Regions from separate parts of the Homo sapiens genome. Here region 2 is linked to region 1. A link is a loop called in an ENCODE intact Hi-C map of the cell type or tissue named here. Cell type or tissue: endothelial cell of umbilical vein. All regions are shown on one strand. Each heading gives the region's core, and the rest is flanking DNA. Links, peaks and the distances in the headings are about the cores only. Region 1 overlaps RER1 (retention in endoplasmic reticulum sorting receptor 1). Region 2 has its middle 5.9 kb from the start of TPRG1L.

What was found. Hi-C counts contacts between places; a loop is a spot of excess contacts. Peaks named below come from ENCODE experiments on the same cell type or tissue, not always from the same donor. Only the 100,000 strongest peaks of a DNase experiment are listed, where the experiment ranks them.
Region 2: it touches region 1 in a loop (3-fold over the local background); 4 of 110 quality-filtered maps call a loop at or near these places.

What each region holds. Positions count from the first base shown.
Region 1 is chr1:2,402,223-2,406,468 of GRCh38, reverse strand. RER1 (retention in endoplasmic reticulum sorting receptor 1) reads right to left here. Exons shown (of 7, transcript NM_007033.5): 6 at 4,127-4,246; 7 at 1,033-3,434. The coding sequence ends at 3,345. PEX10 (peroxisomal biogenesis factor 10) reads left to right here. Exons shown (of 6, transcript NM_002617.4): 6 at 635-2,495. The coding sequence ends at 703. Among named protein-coding and RNA genes, the nearest start is that of PEX10, 8.2 kb to the left of the region's middle. In endothelial cell of umbilical vein, for the core only: no CTCF peak of the experiment used is centred there; no DNase peak of the experiment used is centred there; H3K27ac peaks cover 678 bases.
Region 2 is chr1:3,614,633-3,623,498 of GRCh38, reverse strand. It overlaps a transcript of MEGF6 not described here. Among named protein-coding and RNA genes, the nearest start is that of TPRG1L, 5.9 kb to the left of the region's middle. RefSeq lists enhancers at 4,099-4,148, 4,085-4,993. In endothelial cell of umbilical vein, for the core only: a CTCF peak has its summit at 4,305 (motif pointing right); a DNase peak (open chromatin) is centred at 4,358; H3K27ac peaks cover 271 bases.

The DNA.
Region 1 (4,246 bases), core at 55-2,554:
GCTGCCGTCCTGGGGTGGTCAGCGGCTGTGCCGGCAAGATGCACCTGGCTGCAGCAGAAGTGGGGAGTCTGGCTCTGAGCACCCTCCAGTTTTGAGGGTACAGAGGTGGGCATCTTTTTAAAGGCTCCCAGGTAGGTCAGATGTGGGTTCGTTGAGGGGGTTAAAGTTCCAAATTCACGTGTATTGAGGCTTTGCCGAATGCAGGTTGGGGTAGTGGCCAGCCCTGAAAGGCCCCACGCTTGCACCACGCATCCCAGCACACCCTTCCTCCCGGGGTCCTCACCACACTTGAAAACCCTAGCACACTGACTCACACCCACCGAAGATGCCGGCAGGGTGAGAGCGCACGCTTTCCCAGGAGCTGGGCTTCGTGGGCTGTGTCAGCTGCGGGAGCAGGAGGGAACCTCCCGGCCGAGCCCCACACCCTGAGCCCTACGCCCCCAGCCCCGCCCCAGCCCCCACTGGGACTCGGCCTTCTGAAAAAAGGCTGGCTTTCTTGGTCATTAGTTGAAGGAAATACAACATTTATGTTGTGTGTCATGTGCAGAGAATGTGGACAGGAAAAGAAATGCCGATGGGGATGGGCATGGCCCAGTGGCCCCAGCTGCTGTGACCCCCTTTCTCCTCTCCGCAGGCGGAGTGTCCCCTCTGCCGGGAGAAGTTCCCTCCCCAGAAGCTCATCTACCTTCGGCACTACCGCTGAGCCGGCGCCCGGGTGGGCCTGGACACAGATGACCTCTACGGGAGTCTGAACGCCAAGATTTAGTCTCAGGATTAACCTTGCTTGCACAGAAGTTAGAACACTCTCAGTTTTTTGTCATGTAAGATACTAACCTAGCCACCCTGGGAGAGAACAGAAAGCTGTCCCTGGCTGCGCTTTCTCAGCCCTGGGAGGGGCGCCTGAACCCAGAACATTTCCCTAACCCCAACCTGGTAGGACTCAGCCACTTCTTCAGGAATTTCACTTATTTGGACGGGATTTTAGGTTTCCCTCCCTTCCCCAAACCATACAGTTGAGAAGTAATTCAGAAGTAGGCCAGAAGACACTTTATTCGTTTATATTGTGAGAAAACAGCCCCATCAGGCTTGTGTTAAGGCAATGGACTGAATGAGTGCGTGCTGGGTGGGGTGGGGCACGGAGGCTGGCGGGTTGCTTCAGCCAGTGCAGTGAGAACAGCAGCCCCACGGCCCCATGGGAGGCGGCGCTGCTCTCCCCGAGGGCGGCTGGGCAGAGCACATCCCCCAGGACTTGATGACCACACGGGGCAGAGAGAAACCAACCAAGGCCAGCACCTCCGTCGGAAGCATTTGGCACACACACCTTCAATACACGTCAAGGTCGCTTCCAGTTTTAGAAAACAGAAATCTGCATCTCAGCCTGAGACGCACAGAGAGGTCTCTTCCTGACCCAGACGCACTCACGAGCCAGGTCCTGGGGGTATGGGGGCTGCCAGGGGCGCCCGAGCCCTCTCCTGGGGGGCCTGCTGGGCAGGCGACCTGCTGACCCACGGTCACTGCTGTGTTCAGCCCCTCAGCTCGGCCCCAGCCTATTTCCCGCCTCCATTTGATGTTTCCAGGTTTTCAAAACTGCATTTAACCTGCGCCAGAGAGTTCACCGTAGGCATCTTTAATAAACTAACTCCAGCAAAATGTGGGTACGTTACTAACACAAGATGGAACTTGAGATTTCCTGAAGCGCAGTGTTAAAATGCCTCGAGGGCGTGTGCCACATTTCCCTGCTGACGTAAAACACCTGGCCAGCAGGACCGGCTTCCGGCAAAGACCCGCGCAAACCATGTCTTGCTGTTTGACTTACTTAGGAATGAGGATGACCCTGTATTCCTGGGTTAGTCAAGGTCAGCTTGCCAGAGACGGAGGAGGGCGGGGGGGCCGTGACCCTCTAGACTGGGAGGACCACCAGGAGAGGCACTGGGGGCTGCGGCCGGGTGGGCAGATGCCGCCGTGGCTCCATCCATCAGCACCCAGTCCTTTGCTTCACTGTGCTCTGGCCAAGCGCGTGCGACTTCCTGTCACACCTTAGGCCTGAGCGCTTATTAAGAAAACAGTATGAAAAATGACAAACACTCCTGTCCACAGTCTGAGAATCCCAAGTGTCTCAACACGGTACCAGAAGTACCACCTGGGAGCAGCACTGGCTATCTTGGGTCAGGGACACACAAGCTTGAACGTGGCCTCTTAGAGGAGCTCGATGTCAGATATGTAAACACTGGTACAAGAAAATCCAGACACTAAGCATTCACCGTGTCAATTCTGAGACAGGAAACACCGCCCAGAGTGAGGAGCCTGCGCAGCCCGGGGCCCAGGAGGAGAGGCCTTCACTCGCATGTCAGTGTCTCATCTGGGACCACAGCTGTGATGTTCTGCTGTGCAATATGGGTCACCTTTCGAAAAGGCCAAACAAAAGGTGGGCTTTCCTGTGTCCAGCGACTGCCATGTTTTAGGTAAAGACTTTAGTAAAGGTGGAGGTAAAATCACTTGGTAAAACGTTGAGAGTATTTCTTTTCTCGAATCAAAAACGCTGACATGCAAGTGGGTTCCGCCTCTCCCGCAGTGGGGGGCCGAGTGCTGAACCTACAAAGCCAGTCTGCTCCCTGCCAGCTTCGCTGCCCCTCATGGAGGGTTGCATGAGGACAGATTTAAATTAAAAACAAAACACTCTACGTATCAAAGAAATGTGTCAAAATAATCTCAAACAATTAAAATATAATATATATTTATAATTCCGGGCCCTCAAAAGCAATCATGGTAGTTAAGAACCAAGTTTTGAGTCATTAGGATAGAGGCCAACTTTAAACATCTCCAGTGAGATGGAATTAGGAAACTGGCATTAGAACCCCACACAGTTACTTGACAATCACCTTTAAAACGTTAAGTTCTTTCGGACACGCAGGAATCAGGCTAGATCATCCCTCGGGCTCTGTGGAGTGGCTGGCACCACCTGCGGCTGCTGGGGAAGGCGGCTGGCGGGGAGCGGCCCGTTCCTCCCTCGCAGGCCTTGCTCCTGCCTGCCCACCTGGCACAGCGGGGACCGGCCACTCGCCCTTGCTCCCATGGGCTCCACCCGCCTGGCTTCCCGCCTGCAGCTGACTAGAATTCCATCCGTGAGAAACACTTGAACGTCACTGAAAAAGAAATCCATGCGATTTGGTTTAAGCGCCAGTTTCTTCTAGAACCTGATATTTCAGTTACAAATCATTGAAGCTCCTTTTTAAAAAGAAAATTTGACTCCCTCGTAATCAACTACTTTATGTGAAGAAAAAAGGCATTGTTAACAATGGCTCAAAACTGTTCTTGCAACACGTGAGGCAGCCTCAGTCCCGCTTCTAGCTGGCGAAGGCCTTGCCGGCATCCTCCTTGCCTCTGTACCTTCTCTTCCCATGTGTGAACGGGATGTACCGGTACTTAATCATGTGCTGGGGAGAGAAACACAGACTCAGTTACTGCACAACCGCTCTCCAGTCAGTCACACTGTCCCCAAATCTGAGCGGCCAAAGGTCCCCCATCTTTTCTATACATCAGACAAGTGGAATCGGAGCCCCAGTGGCTTCCTGCGCCCACATCAACACAGCAAGACCTTCCACAGCCCACGAGGCCTAGGTTTGAAACCCCATCAATCCCAGTGCTTCGTGAGCCTCCCGTGGAGGAAGGGCAAGGGGGATGTGAGGTGGCCCAGGGCCCTCTCTGCAGCCAACACCCCGGGCACAGAGTGAGGCCCGCAGCACGAAGGCCACACCGTCAAGGGCACAGTCCGCAGTCTCGGCTAACTTCCCCCTAACACCCTCCTCCTCGGGCAGGCTGGCGCGGGGCACTGGGCACCCTAAGAGGAGCCACCGGGACACTGCACTCGCCGGGGCTCTCCCACCCGGCTTCCACAAAGTTTCCACCAAGAGCCCGCCCGCTCCCACAGCTGCGCTCCCCGTTTAGTTAGCCGGCCGTGCTGGGAACGGAGCAGTGTCCTCGTCACACACAAGACGGTGCCACTTAGCTCCACATTCACACCAGGCAGACTCTGCCACCACCCACCACAGCCCAGCACAGCTCCCCCAATGCTGCGGGTAACAGAACAGCGATTGCGGCCGGCGTGGCGGCAGCGCCTCTGCTTTACCTTGATTTGCCTCTTCATCGTGATACAGAAGAGCATGATGAAGTACATCACCAGAATCGGCCAGAACACCGGGACGTTGAAAGCGTCGAAGAAAGTACAGACCATAGCCACAAGGATGCC
Region 2 (8,866 bases), core at 2,791-5,290, 1.2 Mb before region 1:
GAAAAGAGTGGTCAGGGCAATGTGTTCTTGGCACGCCCAGCAAGACCTGCCAGAGGGACCTACAGACGAGTGTCTCCCAGCTATCTTACCAGCGGGGACCTTGAGGTCCAAGTATCCAGTCCGGTTAGAAATGGCCGCGGATCCAACAGGTGCTGGTGAGTGGGAGAATACCCCTGAGGGAGGAAGAACAGAGGCCGGGAGGGAGCTGAGTGGATGTAGATGAGAAATACCTGGACAGCTGCAAGCTGTAGTCAGTGATGGGCAACTGGAACCAGAGATTCCAGAGAGAGGGAGGGAGAAAGAGGGAGGAGAAGGGAGAATGAGAAAGAGAGGGAGAGAGAATGGGGGGGAGAAAGAGGGAGAATGGGGGAGAGAGGTAGGAGCAAGTTCTGGACCACGCCAAGGATGGAGCTGTGGTCCTGGAACCAGATGTCCAGGGAATGGGATGAAGTGACACTGGCTGGGGCCGAGGCTGCAGACTGCTGGTGGGAGCTGGCAGGACAATGAGGATTCTGAACCAGGTGCCTGAGCCTTCTGTGGATATGGGGAGTGACTTGGATGTCTATAAATTCCAGAAATGATAGGAGGGATAGATGATGGAGGGACTGTATTTTAGACAATAAACAAATTTCACTCAGTATGGATGAGTTTCCTGGGGCTTCTGTCACAATGCATCACAAACTGGTTTTAAAAACAACAACTGTTTTAAAAACAACAGAAACGTGTTTCCTCATAGCCCTGGAGGCCAGAAGTGCAAAATCAAGGAGTGTGCAGGGCCATGCTCCCTCTGCAGCCCTGAGGGTTGACGCATGTCTTGCTCTGCCAGGCCTGCTTGGTGTCCTGGGCTTGCTCATGCACTGCTCCCATCCCTGCCTCCATCTTCACACGACCTTCTCCAGGTGGGTCTCTTCTGCAACATCCCTGTTGGATTAGGGACCACCCTAGTGACCTCATCTTTAGTCGATCATCATCATGTTTGATCAAATAAGGTCACTGTGTTTGTTTGTTTTCCCACTGCTATTAATATGAAGAACTTACCTGAAGCTGGGTAATTTATAAAGAAAAGAGGTTTCATTGACTCACAGTTACACATGACTGGGGAGACCTTAGGAAACTTACAATCATGGCGGAAGGCAAAGGGGAAGCAAGGCACGTCTTACATGGCGGCGGGGGTAGTGGGATGTGCCACACTTAAACCATCAGATCTTGTGAGAACTATGACAAGAACAGCACGGGGGAAATCGCCCCCATGCTCCAATCACCTCCCACCAGGTCCCTCCCTCGACATGTGGGGATTACAATTCGAGATGAGATTTGGGTGGGGACACAGCTAAACCATATCATTCTACCCCGGCCCCTCCTAAATCTCATGTCCTTTTTACATTTCAAAACCAATCATGCCCTCCCAACAGTCCCCCAAAGTCTTATTTCAGCATTAACTCAAAAGTCCACAGTCCAAAGTCTCATCTGAGACAAAGTCCCTTCTGCCTATGAACCTGTAAAATCAAAAACAAGTTAGTTACTTCCAAGGTATAATGGAGGTACTGGCACTCGGTAAATGGTCCCATTCCAAAAGGGAGAATTTGGCCAAAACAAAGGGGCTAAAAGCCCCATGCAAGTCCAAAATCTAGTGGGTTAGTCATTATATCTTACAGCTCCAAAATAATCTCCTTTGACTGCATGTCTCACATCCAGGGCCACACTGATGCAAGGGGTGGGCTTCCAAGGCCTTGGGAAGCTCTGCCCCTGAGTGCCTACGGCTTTTCCAGGTGCAGGGTGCAAGCTGCTGGTAGATCTACCATTCTGGGGTCTGGAGGACAGTGTCCCCCTTCTCGTAGCTCCACTAGTCAGTGCCTGTGGGCAGCAAGCCACCCCGGTGCTGAGGCAAGAGACCGAGGGCACGAGCTGTTCCGGTGTAATAAGATATATAAAATAACAAGAGTTATACTAGATCTAGATCATAGATATGATTATATGTAAATATCATTAATCATTAATTTGTAGTAATTGCTCTTTATTCCAATATTATAATAATCCTCGCTCTACAATCATAACCTAGAAAAAACCAGGCCGTACAGAGATGGGAGCTGAGGGGACATGGTGAGAAGTGACCAGAAGACAAGTGCGAGCCTTCTGTTATGCCCGGACAGGGCCACCAGAGGGCTCCTTGGTCTAGCGGTAACACCAGCGTCTGGGAAGACGCCTGTTACCAAGCGGACCGTGGTCTAGTGGCAGCGTCAGTGCCAAGGGAAAAGCACCCACTACTGAGCAGACCAGGAAAAGGAGTCTCCCTTTCCCCAGGGGAGTTTAGAGAAGACTCTACTCCTCCACCTCTTGTGGAGGGCCTGACATTAGTCAGGCTTGCCCACAGTTATCTGGAGGCCTGTCTCCCTGTGATGCTGTGCTTCAGTGGTCATGCTCCTGGTCCGCTTTCATGTTCCATCCTGTACACCTGGCTCTGCCTTTTAGATAGCAGGTGCAAAATTAGTGGAAGTACCAGAAGTCTCTGATATGCGGAAATAATGGCGTAAGCTGTCTCTCCTCTCTCTCTCCGCCTCAGCTGCCAAACGGGGAAGGGCCCCCTGTCCAGTGGACATGTGAACCACGTGACCTTACCTATCATTGGAGATGAGTCACACTCCTTACCCTGCCCCCTTGTCTTGTACCCAATAAATAACAGCGCAGCCAGGCATTCGGGGCTGCTACCGGTCTCCGCGCCTTGGTAATAGTGGTCCCCCAGGGCCCAGCTGTCTTTTCTTCTATCTCTTTCTCTTGTGTCTTTATTTCTACGATCTCTCATCTCTGCACATGGGGAGAAAGACCCACTGACCCTGTAGGGCTGGTCCCTACAAGTGCCCCAGTGGGGACTCCGTGTGTGGAGGCTCCCACCCCACATTTCCCCTCTGCATTGCCCTAGCAGAGGTTCTCCATGAGGGCTCTGCCCCTGCAGCAGACTTCAGCCTGGACTTCTAGGTGTTTCCATACATCCTCTGAAATCTAGGCAGAGTCTCCCGAAGTTCACCTCTTGTCTTCTGCACACCTACGGGCTCCGCCTGGGCTGTCCCTTGACCCCTTTTGGCCCTGACTGGAGCTGATTTTGCCCCCAAGGCCTCTGGGCCTGTGATGGGAGGGTCTGCCGTGAAGCTCTCTGAAATGTCTTGGAGACATTTCTACAGCTGATGGCTTGAATTTCTCCCCCAGACAATGGGTTTTCTACCACATAGTCAGGCTGCAAATTTTCCAAACTTTTATGTCCTGCTTTGCTTTTAAACATAAGTTCCAATTTCAGATCATCTCCTTGTGAACGCACATGACTGTACACTTTCAGAAAAAGCCAGCTCACATCTCAAATGCTTTGCCGCTTAGAAATTTCTTCTGCCAGATACCCTAAATCATCTCTCTCAAATTCAAAGTTCCACGGATCTCTAGGGCAGGGACAAAATGCTCCTAGTCTCTTTACTAAAATATAGCTTTGCTCCAGTTCCCAGTAAGTTCCTCATTTTCGTCTGAGACCACATCAGCCTGGACATTGTCCGTATCACTATCAGCATTTCGGTCAGAACCATTCAACAAGTCTCTAGGAAGTTCCAAACTTTCCCACAGCTTCCTGTCTTCTGAGCCCTCCAAACTGTTCCAACCTCTGCCCATTACCCAGTTCCAAAATCACCTCCACATTTTCAGGTATCTTAATATCAGTGCCCACTATCCTGCTACCAATTTTCTGTATTAGTCCACGTTCACACTCCTATAAAGAACTACCTGAGCCTGGGTAATTTATAAAGGAAAGAGGTTCAATTGACTCACCATTACACCCGGCTGGGGAGGCCTCAGGAAACTTACAGTCATGGCGGAAGATGAAGGGGAAGCATGGCGGCAGGGGTGACGGGGGCGGGAAGTGCCACACATTTAAACCATCAGATCTCCTGAGAACTGACTATCACGAGAACAGCAAGGGAGAAATCTGCCCCCATGATGCAATCTCTTCCCACCAGGCCCCTCTCTCGACACGTGGGGGATTACAATTGGAGATGACATTTGGGTGGGGGCATACAGCCAAACCATACCAGTCATATCACACGCACTGGGGTTAAGACTGGACTGTGCCTTTCTGGGGGACACATGTAATGATGTGTCACACGTGCATGATGGAACGTCCAGCCGGATGGCTGCTCTCTCCACACACACTGGTCGTGGGGCAGGGAAGATGGTTCGTGATTGGGGTGTGGCTGTGAGGTCCCGGGAGGGGAGCCCCTGAGTTTGTGTATTTCTTGGGGCTTTGAAGGAGCTATTTCCATTTCTGTCAGCAGGTGGCAGCATCACCCATGCGAGGTCTTCCAATTAGAGGGCGCAGCTTCACGCTGGGTGTGTGTATTCAGGCCCTACATGAAGTCATTATTTATCTTCCTGCCACTGGAAATCTCCGCTGGGAAGTGTGGGTTTTTATCTTAATTTCCACATGTTATGGTTTTGCATTTTACAAAATCAGTGGGTCCTGCCTGTGCCCTTGTTCTCCGATGGATGTGGGAGTCAGGGGGCCACGTGCCAAAGGGCAGCCCAAGGGTTTGTGTCCTCTAGGTGCCGGCACCAGCTCCCCCAGGTTGGAGGTCAGTGTGCAGCCTGGAGGCTCTTCCCTCAGGCAGGGTCCTGGGCTTCCAGAGACAGCTGTGCTTTGGGGGATGCACTTTGGGCTGAGGAATGTTTCTCAGCCTCTCCCTTCTCCATGGAGCCAGGGCTGGGGCTTGGCGGGTCCCAGGGCTGTGTACGAGGGCTGGCAGTGCTTGGGGCAGTCGTGAGCGCTCAGGTGGTGTCTTGCAGACACAGCCCTTACTCTTTGGCAAGTCATGACAGAAGCAGAAGCAACTTCCACAAATAAATGCCTCTCCCTGCCGGCGGGGAAGGGGCCTTTCGGATGGGTTTGAGGATCAAGAGCAGGCTGCGGGGAAGTAGCAGGGGTGTCATTCTCGTGCAGTTCTCAAAGGCTGAGTCGCGTTGATGGTAATTTCCTCCACCTCTGCACCCCAGCAGGAGGATGGTTTTGCGCTGCTTCCCACCTGCCCCTCGCCGTGTGGGGCCCAGGGTCCCCAGGTGGTCTCTCGGCCGTGGATCCAGTGGGAAGGCCTGGTCTCGAGGGGTGGGCTTCCTTTGGGTGAGTGGGACCCAGGAGGAGGCTGGGAGACTTCAGGTTAACTTGGGGGCCAGAAGGTCTTAAACAGAATGTTGCTGGGGACTGTGTGTCGGTTCTGGTTCTGGTCAGCGTGGCAGGCAGGGTGCGGCCCACACCGCTCTGACCTTGAGAAATGCAAGGGCTGCACTGCACAAAGCCTGCTGGACAGCAGGGCGCCCTGCCTCCCAGGCTTGGCCTTGCTGGGGATGGCGCCGGGGTGATGGGGGAGCCTCTGTCTATTCCTGTGTGTAGGTGCTGCTAAGGTGGCTGGGGCCAGGGGCCTGCAGGGTGTCGCTGCCCCAGGGCAGGGCAGGGCAGCACCCGCTGTGGAGGCCCCGCTCCTCTCTGGGCCGGGGGCTCCCCAGGGACAGGGCCTTGGGTGCCTCACTCAGGAGTTTCCTGCAGTGCTGTAACAAGTGACCGAGGACCGGGCCAGCCTGTCTCTCTCCCAGCTTCTGGCAGCTCCAGCAACCCCCGGTTCCCCTTGGCTCATGGACACATCGCCTCGGTCTCCACGCTGCGCTCTCCCTGTGGCTCTGTCTCAAATCTCCCTCTGCTTTCTCTTACAAGGACGCCTGTCCGAGGATTTACAGCCTGCCGGGAAAATCCAGGATGCTCTCATCCGGAGATCCTTTACTTGATTATATCTGCAAACACCTTTTTTTCTTTCCCAGTTTAATTTATTTTTTCTTCAAATTTTGTTTTAAGTTCAGGGGTCCATGTGCAGGATGTGCAGGTTTGTGACACAGGTAAATGTGTGCCGTGGTGGTTTGCTGTGCAGGTCAGCCGTCACCTGGTTATTCAGCCCAGCATCCATTAGCTCTTCTTCCTGATGCTCTCCCTCCCCACCACCCCTCCACAGGCCCCAGCGAGTGCTGTTCCCCACATGTGTCCATGTGTTCTCATCATTCAGCTCCCACTCATAAGTGAGAACATGGGGCAGACACCCTTTTTTCAAATAAGGTCACATTCACGGGTGGCAGGGGAGGATGTGGGCCAACGTCTTTGGAGGCCACTCTTCAACCCAGTAGGCTGTGTCCTGAGCTGCTAGCATGGTGGCGGGAGTAGGTACAGTTTTCCATCTGAGTGTCAGCACCTGGTCTGAAACACCTTCATATTTCCAGACCTAGCTTCATCCTGATGCTGCCCCCGAGGTTGGAGGGAGGGATGGCAGGAGCCGGGGGTGGGAGGGCGGGCAGTTGTGGGGGCCTGCATGGCACAGCCCAGGCCTGTGTGTCCGGGGTTGGAGGGTTGGAGGGAGGGATGGCGGGAGCAGGGTGTAGAGGGGGAAGCCTGCACGCCGCAGCCCAGGCCTGTGTGTCTGGCCACTGTCTGGTCCTCAGAACAATAGCTGTGCTTGCTGGTACCATGGTTCAAACGCTGAGCAGGAACTGGAACCGGAGGTTGCCCCTCTGCTGTCTCCATTGTCATTCAGGAGGACACAGGCACAGAACCAGGAAGGAAGACATCCCAGCCAGGCGGCAGTTGGGACACTGGGGTTCTGACCGGGCCATCTGCTCCGGGATTCCCGTTCTCCCCCGCCACGCTTGGGGCCACATCACACAGCCCACCTTAGGTATGCCACAGATTGATCTTTTCACTTTACTTTCTCTTTTGGGGCAAATTCAGAGGCTTAGAAATGAATTCAGAGTCGGCTACCCAAAGGCTGGCCATAGACTCAGTTACGTATTTGGTGCAGGGTTTCTGGTGCGATCCTTTGCTATCTGGAGAGACTCCCACCCCGTCTCTCACCCCCGGCCTCCCACCCCCTCTCTCACCCCCGTCTCTGGCCATCACCTGCACGTGCTGGGTGTTGCTGGATTTTGTGGTCATCTCACACTGGGGGTGCTGGCACAGACTGGGGCGGTCCGGGGTGGTCGTTGGTGTTGATGTGAGGAACAGACCGGGGCGGTACGGGGCAGTCGTTGGTGTTGACGTGAGGACTGCTGCGGGCACCTTGCATCTGAGGGTCAGAAAACACCTTTAGCATCAATGACTTTGCTCACTCTCCTATCAGGAGAAATGTCTGTGAAAATTCAGAAAAGATGCTGGATTATTTTCTTGGATTGACAGAAATGTTCGTTCGGGGAGCTTTCAGGGATGTTTTGCATCTCTCTGTGGGACTCTCAGCTCTGGAAGGATTAAAGTCAGGCTGCAGGGAAGGAGCGTGCAACCGCCAGCCCGCGGACCGGACATGGGGAGCAGTTTGCTTTGGAAATTAGCACCTTGAGTTATCCACTGAGCTGGTAGTTTGATTCTTCTTTCTCCCTACGTTATTTCTCCTCCATCCAAAGGCTGTTTTTATTATTTCCAGCAGAGAATGAGACAAAAACATGGAAAGGTAGTGTCTTTTAGTAATGCTTTTCAGGCAAGCTAGAGGAATTGTTTGCCAGATTTAAAAATGGAAGAAATGGAAGCCTGTCCACTCCTTATGTCTACTGGGGAGAGGCTCTGAGCCAAGCCCAGTTCTGCGTGTAACCCAGGAGTGGTGGCCTGGGTGCCCCACCAGGCCTGAAGCAGTCGAGGCCAGGTGGGATAAAGAGGGGAGAAGCAGGAGAGCTGAGCCCACTGGATAGGGTGGGGGGTGGAGAGGCTGGGACCAGGTGGGTGGGTCCCACACGCGGGCTTCCATGCCAGGTGCTGTGGCTCAGGGCCCTCTTGCAGGCCCGGGTGCGGGCATCTACATTTGGGGTCTAATATAGACCTCCATTCGGCCTGCTTCCCACCTGGTGCCTTCCCAAGAACACGCAGGGATGTGATGACTCACCGGGTCTGTACTTCCTAAGTGGAGTTGGCATACCTAACAGTGGAATTGGGATGTTTGGCTATGATTTCCTGAAAGGTGTTTAGGATGGAACTTGGTCTGGGAGCTGAGGCCTGAGCTGCAGCTGTAACCCAACAGGTCTCTGAAGCCATGGGAAGCCCCCACTTGGAAAGAGGACCAGAGGGAGGCCAGTGGGTCCAGCCATGGGACCAGCGGGTTCTAATACCTGCGCTCTGCACCAGGGGGCAGTGCCCTGCAACAATCTCTGCAGCCGCCCTTTCTCTCCTTTGCCTCCTTGGGGGGTCAGAAAGTGCACCCCCTGCTGCGGTCCCTGCCCTTCCCAAAGTTTGACGACTCTGAAAATGTCCTTTTTTCTCCATGCATACATTTAAGGCAATTGCAATGAGAAGTCCAATGCAACTTTGAAGGGACTGGGCAAAGTGACTCCAAAATTCATTTGGAAGAATGACGGATGGGAATTATCAGTGTAATTTTCAGGGGAAAGATGAGAGTAGTGGGGAGGTACTGGCTGTGCCGTCGTTTAGACAAGCTCCTGATAAGCTGTCATGAGAATCAACACGGCAGGCCCTTCTGTCTCATCCTGGGAATGCAGGGCAAGGAGGTTAAACGGTCTGGGGCTGAGCTAAGACCCAGTGGAAATACCCAGAGACAGAGTCTGTTTGTGATGAGTTCAGGATGAAGAGGCTGCCTCGCATCAGTGGAAGGAGCTGGGCTGGCTGCTGGTGCCTGAACCACTGGCTAACCAGGGAGATTCCTCCTTCACGGCGGACAGCAGAATAAATGCTGAGGGAAATACGTAAATAAATGCAATGGAAGCAACAAAAAAGAATAAACATTAGTGAACCTTCTAAGCTTAGTGCTTACTTCTAAGCAATGGAGGGAACTGCAGAGGAAAAACTACATACATCTTAGTACAT